2 separate regions of the Homo sapiens genome follow, and region 2 is linked to region 1. The links are chromatin contacts, found by Hi-C or POLR2A ChIA-PET in ENCODE. All regions are on one chromosome and are shown on one strand. Each heading gives the region's core, a stretch centred on a gene start or an enhancer-like site at or near the end of the contact. The rest is flanking DNA. Distances are from core to core; before and after follow the strand shown.

What was found. A loop is a pair of places that touch in the nucleus more often than their neighbours do. ChIA-PET counts read pairs that join two places held with the same protein, here RNA polymerase II (POLR2A). Pooled maps may share reads with other maps.
Region 2: a pooled map shows a loop between it and region 1 (2.6-fold over the local background). The contact joins two enhancer-like sites. A Hi-C loop is called at or near these places in 1 of 37 single-sample maps with no recorded cell type and 2 of 50 pooled maps. POLR2A ChIA-PET finds 5 or more read pairs at or near these places in 3 of 52 experiments (activated naive CD4-positive, alpha-beta T cell, activated naive CD8-positive, alpha-beta T cell and naive thymus-derived CD8-positive, alpha-beta T cell).

What each region holds. Positions count from the first base shown.
Region 1 is chr16:30,165,084-30,170,543 of GRCh38, reverse strand. No RefSeq gene overlaps it. Among named protein-coding and RNA genes, the nearest start is that of CORO1A, 16 kb to the left of the region's middle. RefSeq lists an enhancer at 4,199-4,458. Within about 2 kb of position 4,168, at least 6 of the 41 ENCODE cell types and tissues checked have a DNase peak (open chromatin) inside an H3K27ac peak, as active enhancers do.
Region 2 is chr16:30,321,668-30,327,003 of GRCh38, reverse strand. It overlaps the pseudogene SMG1P5. Among named protein-coding and RNA genes, the nearest start is that of CD2BP2, 31 kb to the left of the region's middle. RefSeq lists a silencer at 1,905-1,954. Within about 2 kb of position 2,028, at least 3 of the 41 ENCODE cell types and tissues checked have a DNase peak (open chromatin) inside an H3K27ac peak, as active enhancers do.

The DNA.
Region 1 (5,460 bases), core at 2,919-5,418:
TCCCATGTCTACTTCTTTCTACACAGACACGGCAACCATCCGATTTCTCAATCTTTTCCCCACCTTTCCCGCCTTTCTATTCCACAAAGCCGCCATTGTCATCCTGGCCCGTTCTCAATGAGCTGTTGGGCACACCTCCCAGACGGGGTGGTGGCCGGGCAGAGGCGCCCCTCACCTCCCGGGCGGGGCCGCTGGCCGGGCGGGGGCTGACCCCCCAACCTCCCTCCCGGACGGGGCGGCTGGCCGGGCGGGGGGCTGACCCCGCCACCTCCCTCCCGGACGGGGCGGCTGGCCTGGCAGAGGGGCTCCTTACTTCCCAGTAGGGGCGGCCGGGCAGAGGCGCCCGTCACCTCCCGGACGGGGCGGCTGGCCGGGCGGGGGGCTGACCCCCCCACCTCCCTCCCGGACGGGGCGGCTGGCCCGGCGGGGGGCCGACCCCCCCACCTCCCTCCCGGATGGGGCGGCTGGCCTGGCAGAGGGGCTCCTCACTTCCCAGTAGGGGTGGCCAGGCAGAGGCGCCCCTCACCTCCCAGACGGGGCGGCTGGCCGGGCGGGGGGCTGACCCCCCCACCTCCCTCCCGGACGGGGCGGCTGGCCGGGCGGGGGGCTGACCCCGCCACCTCCCTCCCGGACGGGGCGGCTGGCCTGGCAGAGGGGCTCCTTACTTCCCAGTAGGGGCGGCCGGGCAGAGGCGCCCGTCACCTCCCGGACGGGGCGGCTGGCCGGGCGGGGGGCTGACCCCCCCACCTCCCTCCCGGACGGGGCGGCTGGCCGGGCGGGGGGCTGACCCCGCCACCTCCCTCCCGGACGGGGCGGCTGGCCTGGCAGAGGGGCTCCCCACTTCCCAGTAGGGGCGGCCGGGCAGAGGCGCCCCTCACCTCCCGGACGGGGCGGCTGGCCGAGCGGGGGGCTGACGCCCCGACCTCCCTCCCGGACCGGGCGGCTGGCCTGGCGGGGGGCTGAACCCCCCACCTCCCTCCCTGACGGGGCGGCTGGCCGGGCGGGGGGCTGACCCGCCTACCTCCCTCCCGGACGGGGCGGCTGGCCGGGCGGGGGGCTGACCCCCCCACCTCCCTCCGGGACGGGGCGGCTGGCCGGGCGGGGGGCTGACCCCCCCCACCTCCCTCCCGGACCGGGCGGCTGGCCGGGCGGGGGGCTGACCCCCCCCACCTCCCTCCCGGACGGGGCCGCTGGCCGGGCGGGGGGCTGACCCCCCCCCACCTCCCTCCCGGACGGGGCGGCTGGCCGGGTGGGGGGCTGACCCCCCCACCTCCCTCCCGGACGGGGCCGCTGGCCGGGCAGAGGGGCTCCTCACTTCCCAGTAGGGGTGACCAGGCAGAGGCGCCCCTCACCTCCCGGACGGGGCGGCTGGCCAGGCGGGAGGCTGACGCCCCGACCTCCCTCCCGGACGGGGCGGCTGGCCTGGCGGGGGGCTGACCCCCCCACCTCCCTCCCTGACGGGGCGGCTGGCGGGGCGTGGGGCTGACCCCCCCACCTCCCTCCCGGATGGGGCTGCTGGCCTGGCGGGGGGCTGACCCCCCCCACCTCCCTCCCGGACGGGGTGGCTGCCGGGCGGAGACGCTCCTCACTTCCCAGACGGGGTGGCTGCTGGGCGGAGAGGCTCCTCATTTCTCAGACGGGGCGGCTGCCGGGTGGAGGGTCTCCTCACTTCTCAGACGGGGTGGTTGCCGGGCAGAGGGTCTCCTCACTTCTCAGACGGGGCGGCGGGGCAGAGATGCTCCTCACCTCCCAGACGGGGTCGTGGCCGGGCAGAGGTGCTCCTCACATCCCAGACGGGGCGGCGGGGCAGAGGTTCTCCCCACATCTCAGACGATGGGCGGCCGGGCAGAGACGCTCCTCACTTCCTAGATGTGATGGCGGCCGGAAAGAGGCGCTCCTCACCTCCTAGATGGGATGGCGGCCGGTCGGAGACGCTCCTCACCTCCCAGACTGGGCAGCCAGGCAGAGGGGCTCCCCACATCCCAGACGATGGGTGGCCAGGCAGAGACGCTCCTCACTTCCCAGACGGGGTTGTAGCGAGCCGAGACCACGCCACTGCACTCCAGCCTGGGCACCACCGAGCACTGAGTCTTCACATCTGTTATAGCTGCCTTTGCAAAGGAAAAATAGTATTATCTTATTTTCCAAGAGATATACACAGAGCAATTTTTTTTTCTGCAGGGAACTTGTGCAAACCAACATAAGATCTAAATTCTCCATATAATATATCAAGCAGGAAAAGCCTCATCAGATTTCTTTTTTGAATTCTGGGATGCTGACACTTTCCAATTAGGCAATGGTTCTTCATCCTGCAGTTGGCTCAGAGCTGCAGCTGACTGTGGGTCTGCCATAGCAGACATGATTTCTTTATTTTGATATGGAGTTTTGCTGTTTCGCCCAGTCTGGAGTGCAGTGGCACGATCTCGGCTCACTGCAACCTCCTCCCCGCAGGTTCAAGCAATTCTCCTGCCTCCACCTCCAGAGTAGCTGGGATTATAGGTGCCTGCCACCATGCCCAGCTAATTTTTGTATTTTTAGTAGAGATGGGGTTTTGCCATGTTGGCTGAGCTGGTCTTGAACTCCTGACCTCAGAGTGATCTGCATGCCTCGGCCTCTCAAAGTGCTGGGACTCCAGGTGTGAGCCACCACACCTGTCTAATTTTTCTATTTTTTGTAGAGACAGGTTTCACCATGTTGGCCAGGCTGGTCTCGAACTCCGGACCTCAGGTGATCCGCCCGCCTGGGCACCCCAAAGTGTTGGGATTCCAGGTGCAAGCCACCACACCTGTCTAATTTTTCTATTTTTTTAGAGATGGGGTCTTGCTATACTGCCCAGGCTGGTCTCAAACTCCTGACCTCAGGTGATCCGCCTGCCTCACCTCCCAGAGTGCTGGGATTACAGGCGTGAGCCACTGCTCCTGGCCTGAACTAGGTATTGAATAGGAGTCTGCCAAGCAAAGAAGAGAGGCAGGAGGGAGAAGAGCCATTCAGATGAAGGCAGGAAAAGATCATGACGTTTTAGGGAATGGAGAGCTGTCCCCCAAGGCTGGGGCCTCAGATGCTTGGGGTGAGAGGAAAGGTCAGAATGCTGGGAAGGTCCATAGGGGCAGAGCATGGGGGACCTCAAACAGAGCCTTCTCAAGGAGTTTTCTCCAGTGAGTAGCACGGAGCCCCCACAAGTCTCCAGGTAAAGAAGTAACAGTTTCATTGGCAAGAGGTTGCTCTGGTAGCCTGGCACCTCCTCATGTGGCCCTGATCTTCCATCTACCTGCAGGGTCAGCACTGACTCACATTCTGAAAGCACTCCTGCCCGGGCACAGTGGCTCATGCCTGAAATCCCAGCACTTCTGGAGGCCAAGGCAGGAGGATCATTTGAGGCCAGGAGATTGAGACAAGCCTGAACAACATAGTGAGACTCCATTTCTACAAAATATAAAATATGGGCTGGACACGGTGGCTAATGCCTGTAATCCCAGCACTTTGGGAGGCCAAGGCGGGCGGATCACCCGAGGTCAGGAGTTCGATATCAGCCTGACCAACATGGTGAAACTCTGTCTCTACTAAATACAAAAAATTAGCCAGGCGTGGTGGCGCATGCCTGTAATCCCAGCTACTTGGGAGGCTGAGGCAGGAGAATTGCTTGAACCCGGGAGGCGGAGGTTGCAATGAGCTGAGATTGTACCATTGCACTCCAGCCTGGGCAGCAAGAGCGAAACTCTGTCTCAAATAAATAAATAAATAAATAAAATAAAATATTAGCCACGTGTGATGGCATGTGCCTGTAGTCCTAACTACTCGGGAGGCTGAAGCAGGAGGATCCCTTGAGCCCAGGAGTTGGAGGCTTCAGTGAACTATGATTGCGCCACTGCATTCCAGCCTGGATGACAGAAGGAGACCCTGTCTCTAAAAAAATGTTTTTAAAGTAATGGTTCTCATTGGGCCCAAGGCCGATCCCTCTTGGGACACATTCCTCCCATTTCTTCAGTGATCTCACCTCATCGTTTCACCCTTTTCTCCTCTACTGGCAGGCCTCTCTCTGCAGACCCTCTCTTTTCAGGATATAAAACACACCCAGGTTCCTGTGTGCAGGGGGAACCTCTCTCAACTTGGCAACCTCAAACCACTTCCCTATTTCACTCCTATTGTTCACATGTGAGTTTCTTGAGAGAGTGGTGGACACTCACTGTCTCCACTTCCTCATTTCCTACTTTTCCACCTACTTGAGTCTGTCTTCTGCCCTCGCCATTCCACATATATTTGCCCTCACCAGCCAGGCCCGGTGGCTCACGCCTGTTATCCCAACACTTTGGGAGGCTGAGGCAGGCAGATCACCTGAGGTCAGGAGTTCAAGACCACCCTGGCCAACATGGTGAAACCCCATCTCTACTAAAAACACAAAAATTAGCTGGGTGTGGTGGCGCACACCTGTAATCCCAGCTACTGGGGAGGCTGAGGCAGGAGAATCGCTTGAACCCGGGAGACAGAGGTTGCAGTGAGCCGAGATTGAGCCATTGCACTCCAGCCTGGGTGACAGAGCGAAACTCCATTAAAAAAAAAAAAAAAAAAGATTTGCCCTCAGCAGGGCCACCAGTAACTTCCTGGTCATCAAATCAGGCAAACACGTTTTGGTGTCCATCCAATGCTACTGACTATGCCTCCTCCTTGAACATGTTCCTTTCGAATATGCGACGACGCACCCTCCCCTTGTTCTCATCTTTCTCTATGGCTTTCTCTGTCAATCCCCTGTGGGGTGTCTCTTCCTCTGCTTTACTCATTACACCCAGAGTCCTCCCAGGACTCCACCTCTTAGTTACTTATTTAGATTCAGGGTCTTGTTCTGTCACCCAGGCTGGAGTGCAGGGGTGCAATTACAGCTCACTGCAGCCTCAAAGTCCTGGGCTCAGGCGATCCTCCTGCCTCAGCCTCCCAAAGTGCTGGGACTAAAGGCGTGCAACACCATGCCTGGCTAATACTTCTGGTTTTTGGAGAGGCGGGGGGGGTCCCATAATGTTGCCCAGGCTGGTCTTAAACTCCTGGCCCTAAGCAACCCACCCATCTCAGCCTCCCAAAGTGCTGGGATTACAGACGTGAGTCCCGCACCTCCATCTCTTCTTATTGCACTCAAACTCCCCACACTATCTTATCCACATAGGCAGCTTCAATTGCAAACTCTGATGACTCTCAGCCTGTCTCTGAGGTACAAACCTGTCTCTGTGTTTCCTGGTTCTGACCTGCATGTCCCATTAGAACCCCAGGGAGGGCCTCCTGGAGTGAGGAGTCTTGACCTTGAATCTCCCCTTTTCTCTTCATCACTACCGACACTACCTGAGTTGAGTTGCTTCTACCATTGCAGGAACCCCCTAAGTAATCTGCAGGCCATCTCACCTTCTTCTGATCCATCTTTTATTTATTTATTTACTTACTTACTTACTTACTTACTCACTTACTTATTTGAAACAG
Region 2 (5,336 bases), core at 779-3,278, 160 kb before region 1:
TTGGAGTGACTTTAGGGAATCATTGAAATTTTACCTGCCGGAAAGTGGCACAATTTAGGAAGATTAAATCTAGTTGCTTCTTGAAAAAGTGTGTGGGCTGGCCGTGGTGGCTCATGCCTGTAATCCCAGCAGTTTGGGAGGCTGAGGTGGGTGGATCTCCTGAGGTCGGGAGTTCGAGACTAGCCTGACCAACATGGAGAAACCCCGTCTCTACTAAAAATACAAAATTAGCCGAGTGTGGTGGTGCATGCCTGTATTCCCAGCTACTCGGGAGGCTGAGGCAGGAGAATTGCTGGAACCTCGGAGGCCGAGGTTGTGGTGAGCTGAGATTGCGCCGTTGCACTCCAGCCTGGGCAACAAGAGCAAGACTCCGTCTAAAAAAAAAAAAAGGAGTGTGTGTGTTAGAGTGCGTGCACACACGTGCAGGAGAGATCGCAGTGGGAGGCAGTTAATTGGAACAATATAGAGAAGGGGCTGCTAAGGACCTGAGTATTATGTTTATATTTAACAATTTAAATTAAGATAAGGCTGTGTATGGTGGCTCACACCTGTAATCCCAGCACTTTGGGAGGCCAAGGTGGGTGGATCACCTGAGGTTGGGAGAGACCAGCCTGACCAACGTGGAGAAACCCCGTGTCTACTAAAAATACAAAAATTAGCCGGGCGTGGTGGCATATGCCTGTAATCCCAGCTACTTGGGAGGCTGAGGCAGGAGAATCACGTGAATCCGGGAGACGGAGGTTGTGGTGAGCCGAGATCGAGCCATTGCACTCCAGCCTGGGCAGCAGGAGCGAAACTCTGTCTCAAAAAATAAATTAATTGGCCGGGCGCGGTGGCTCACGCCTGTAATCCCAGCACTTTGGGAGGCCGAGGCGGGCGGATCACGAGGTCAGGAGATCGAGACCATCCCGGCTAAAACGGTGAAACCCCGTCTCTACTAAAAATACAAAAAAATTAGCCGGGCGTAGTGGCGGGCGCCTGTCGTCCCAGCTACTTGGGAGGCTGAGGCAGGAGAATGGCGTGAACCCGGGAGGCGGAGCTTGCAGTGAGCCGAGATCCCGCCACTGCACTCCAGCCTGGGCGACAGAGCGAGACTCCGTCTCAAAAAAAAAAAAAAAATAATAATAAATAAATAAATTAATTAATTAATTAAGGTAAAAGTGTTCAGCTCAATATGTGAGAATTTCCATAAGCAAAAGCCCCTCATTTGTTATCTGGTGTTGATTGAGGATGATTACTAAAGTGATACCTTTTATCTGCTCAATCTTCATGTTAGACACATGTATGGAATGTCATTTAAGTGTCATATAAAATGGAGTGTGGTCCATGGTGTCTGTTGGGAACATTGAATTGTTAAATTCTTTAGGATTTTCTGCCTTTGTTACCTGGCTCTTGTTCCTTATCCTAATCGCCTAAAACAAATCCCTGAGGCTCCTTTCATTGGACCACCCTTAATGATTTAGAGGAGCTGTTGTTTGTTAATCTTTTCACATTGTCATCATTTTGGTTACCTGTCTTTGACTATCTTGAAGTTTTTCAGAGCCCATTTTATTTTTGGAACTATAAAATGAAACATACTTCCCCTTGTATAGAGGCCTAACAGTAAAGAGTACAGAAATTTTGTGGTTTCATATGTATAGGAAATGCTCCCTTATTCTGAGTTTTTGTTTTTTGTTTTTTTTTTAATGTAGAGTATAACTTACTAAATTCTTGTGGAGTTCGCTCATGCAGAGATACTTGGTTTTATAATGTTATTCTTTTCCATCTTGTATTAATCGAGTGTACTTTTCCTTTTTAAATTGAATTCGTTTTTGAATTCTATTGTGGTGCTTCTTTGAGATAAAATTTATGTATGTATAGGTGGTGGTGTTTTTTCTTTTTTTCTTTTTTTCTTTTGAGATGAAGTCTCGCTCTTATCCCCCAGACTGGAGTGCAATGGTGCGATCACGACTCACCGCAACCTCCGCCTCCCGGGTTCAAGTGATTCTCTTGCCTCAGCGCCCCAAGTAGCTGTGATTACAGATGCCTGCCACCACGCCTGGCTAGTTTTTGCACTTTTAGTAGAGATGGGGTTTCACCATGTTGGCCAGGCTGGTCTGGAACTCCTGACCTCAGGTGACCCATCCGCCTCGGCCTCCCAAAGTGCTGGGATTACAGGCGTGAGCCACCACGCCCGGCCTGTATAGGTCTTAAATTCAGTAAATTTTGACAAATGTATACACCTGTGTAACCATGACCTCAGTCAAGGTACAGATATGCAGTGACTTTTTCACTATCACACCCATTCCTGCCACTTTTTTTCATATCCTTACCACTATCTGGAATTTTTATGTGTGCCATCTCCAGTAAAATACAACCTGCATATGTGCATGGATCTGGTAAAATTGTTACTTTTGCTATCCCCTTCTTTCCTACTAAGTGCATCAATAAATAGCATCCACTCTATATTTGTGTCTTTCCTCAAGTAAATACATGAAAATGAGATCCTGCAAGTTTGTGTTTTTATATTAAGTGTTAACTCCAGAGATTGCAACACTGTTCTTGTAGGATGTTTTTTTGGGGAAAGCATTCCTCTTATGGCAGCCTTGTTGGCCTGAGGCAGGGCTTAAACAAACTGATTGAGCAGGCTCAAAAGGACAGTATCGTAATGGACTGGAGTGGCCAGATCTTTCTACAGAAGAAAGAATACGGTAATTTGGCCACGCGCAGTGGCTCATACCTGTAATCTCAGCACTTTGGGAGGCCGAGGTGGGCGGATCATGAGGTCAAGGGATCAAGACCATCCTGGCCAACATGGTGAAACCCCATCTCGACTAAAAAATATACAAAAATTAGCTGGGCATGGTGGCACACGCCTGTAGTCCCAGCTATTCAGGAGGCTGAGGCAGGAGAATTGCTTGAACTTGGGAGGCGGAGGTTGCAGTGAGTGGAGATGATGCTGTTGCACTCCAGCCTGGGCAGCAAGAGGAAAACCTCTGTCTCAGAAAAAATAAAAAATAAAAGAATATGGTAATTTAAGATTCATATGTTTTATCCATCTTGAAAAATACCTTGTGCACATATTTAAAGTCTTTTTACACATTGATTTATTTTGAGTCTATTGTATCTGTCTACATTATTTAAGCAATGTAATCACTAAAAATTTAAGCACTGGGTTGAGCCTTCTGGCATCCCATTAGAATGCCTGGGGAAACACACTTCTTGCCAATTGCATGCCTGCTGATTGGGGAATGAAACGCAAATATTCCAGAATCAACAGATTTCTTTATTTTATTTTATTTGTCACCCAGGCTGGAGTGCAGTGGTGAGATCTTGGCTCACTGCAAACTCTGCCGCCCGGGTTCAAGTGATTCTCCTACCTCAGCCTCCTGAGTAGCTGGGATTACAGGCGACTGCCACCACGCCTGGCTAATTTTTGTAGTTTTTAGTAGAGATGGGGTTTCACCATCTTGGCCAGGCTGGTCTTGAACTCCTGACCTTAGGTGAGGAGGAAATGCCATTTTGTAAATCCCAAAGTGCTGGGATAACAGGTGTGAGCTACCATACCTGGCCTAGAATCAACAGATTTCTGAACATACTGAATTACTTCTTTCATATTAATTTTCAGACCTTTTCAAAAAAGGATTTGGATACCCTGTTGATATTCATATTCATATTATTATGTTGGCATTCATATAATATGTGTAGGACTTTATAGTTATTTAAAAACCTGTTATAGACTTTTTTGTTTATTATTTAAAACTTTTTTCAGAGGGACTTGTTGCTTTTTTTTTTTTTTTTTGAGATGGAGTTTTGCTCTTGTTGCCCAGGCTGGAGTGCAAGGGCACGATCTAGGCTCACGCAACCTCTACCTCCTGGGTTCAAGTGATTCTCCTGCCTTGGCCTCCTGAGTAGCTGGGATTACAGGCATGTGCCACTCGCCTGGCTAATTTTTTGTATTTTTAGTAGAGACAGGGTTTCACCCTGTTAGCCAGGATGTTCTTCATCTTCGGACCTCAGGTGATCCCCCCTGCCTTGGCTTCCCAAAGTGCTGGGATTACAGGTGTAAGCCACCTCGCCCAGCCTCAGAGGGATTTCTGGTACCAGAATTATAGATTGTTTTTGTTACCGAACTTCCTAAGTTATGCTCGTTCTTTGTTTATTAAGGGGAGACACTAGATTTTTTTTATCACGCTTTTTATCATCATAGAGAACTTTAGTAGTCTACAAGAATATTGTTAGAGGCTTAGCAGTGGCCTCACTGCACATACATGTATATGTCTTTGGGAACCTACAGGTTTTTAAGAAGTCGTTAAACTTAATATTTACTAGATATTTGTTTTTGGATGGCATCTAATATATTAATAGCCCAGAAAAAAGGCGCCACTAATGAATATGTCTTGGATTACATAGTGACATATATTAGCTTTTCGTCCACATTTGATAACATTGCTAATATTTTTTTTTTTTTTACTGAAGCTCTTTGAATTTAAAGTTTTCTCTCATTTAAATTTATTAATTGAAAACATACCTTTACTCTGTTCCCTTTAGCATTTCAACCTGATGTTAAAAGATGTGTATGTGTGATATGTGTGTTTGAAATTTTAACTTTCATCTTGGAGTATTTAATTCTCTGAAGCAGTGCATGACTCTTGCTCTTCAGCCTCTTGAGAGTGTCCCTGGTTTATATTCCTGATGATACAAACCCTGGAATTTCTTGTCTGAAGTGTTAACACTTTATTTCCAGGTCCTAATTTGATTTGAATAGTGGAAGTTCAGATTCAATGCATTAATGACAGATTCTATGTTGACTTCTTCAGATTTGCCAGACAGAAAAATCTACTTATGTGAGGAAATCATTAGGCTTTTTGACTATCCTCTTTGTATAATGAGACTCTTTTCTCATTAGATGAGTAAAAAGATCCAGAGATGATCACCAGTATCCCCCAGAATTCATATATATTTAATTGAAAAGAAAGCAAATCCTGGGATTCTTTCCTAAAAAGGTTGATTACATTTCTTGCCTGTCTGTACGTTCTTTGTATAAACGTGAAGAAAAATAAAAATATAGGTTTTCCAGCACTGGGACTATGAAATTTGAGATTTAACATTTATTCATTAGTCAGATTTAAAGGAATCTACCTTAAGTCATAGTTTATATTGTTTTTGAAGGACCTGAGTAAGGATTCTATTAAAAATGATTAATTCTGTCATTATTTGAAATATTGATAGGATTTTAATATGTTCCTTTTTTGAAAATACTAGAATTATAAATTACACTTAATAGCAAATAGGTCGTAAGTATGTGGTAATCAATTTATTGACTAAAAATTTTGTAAAAGATGCCTTTTATTTAA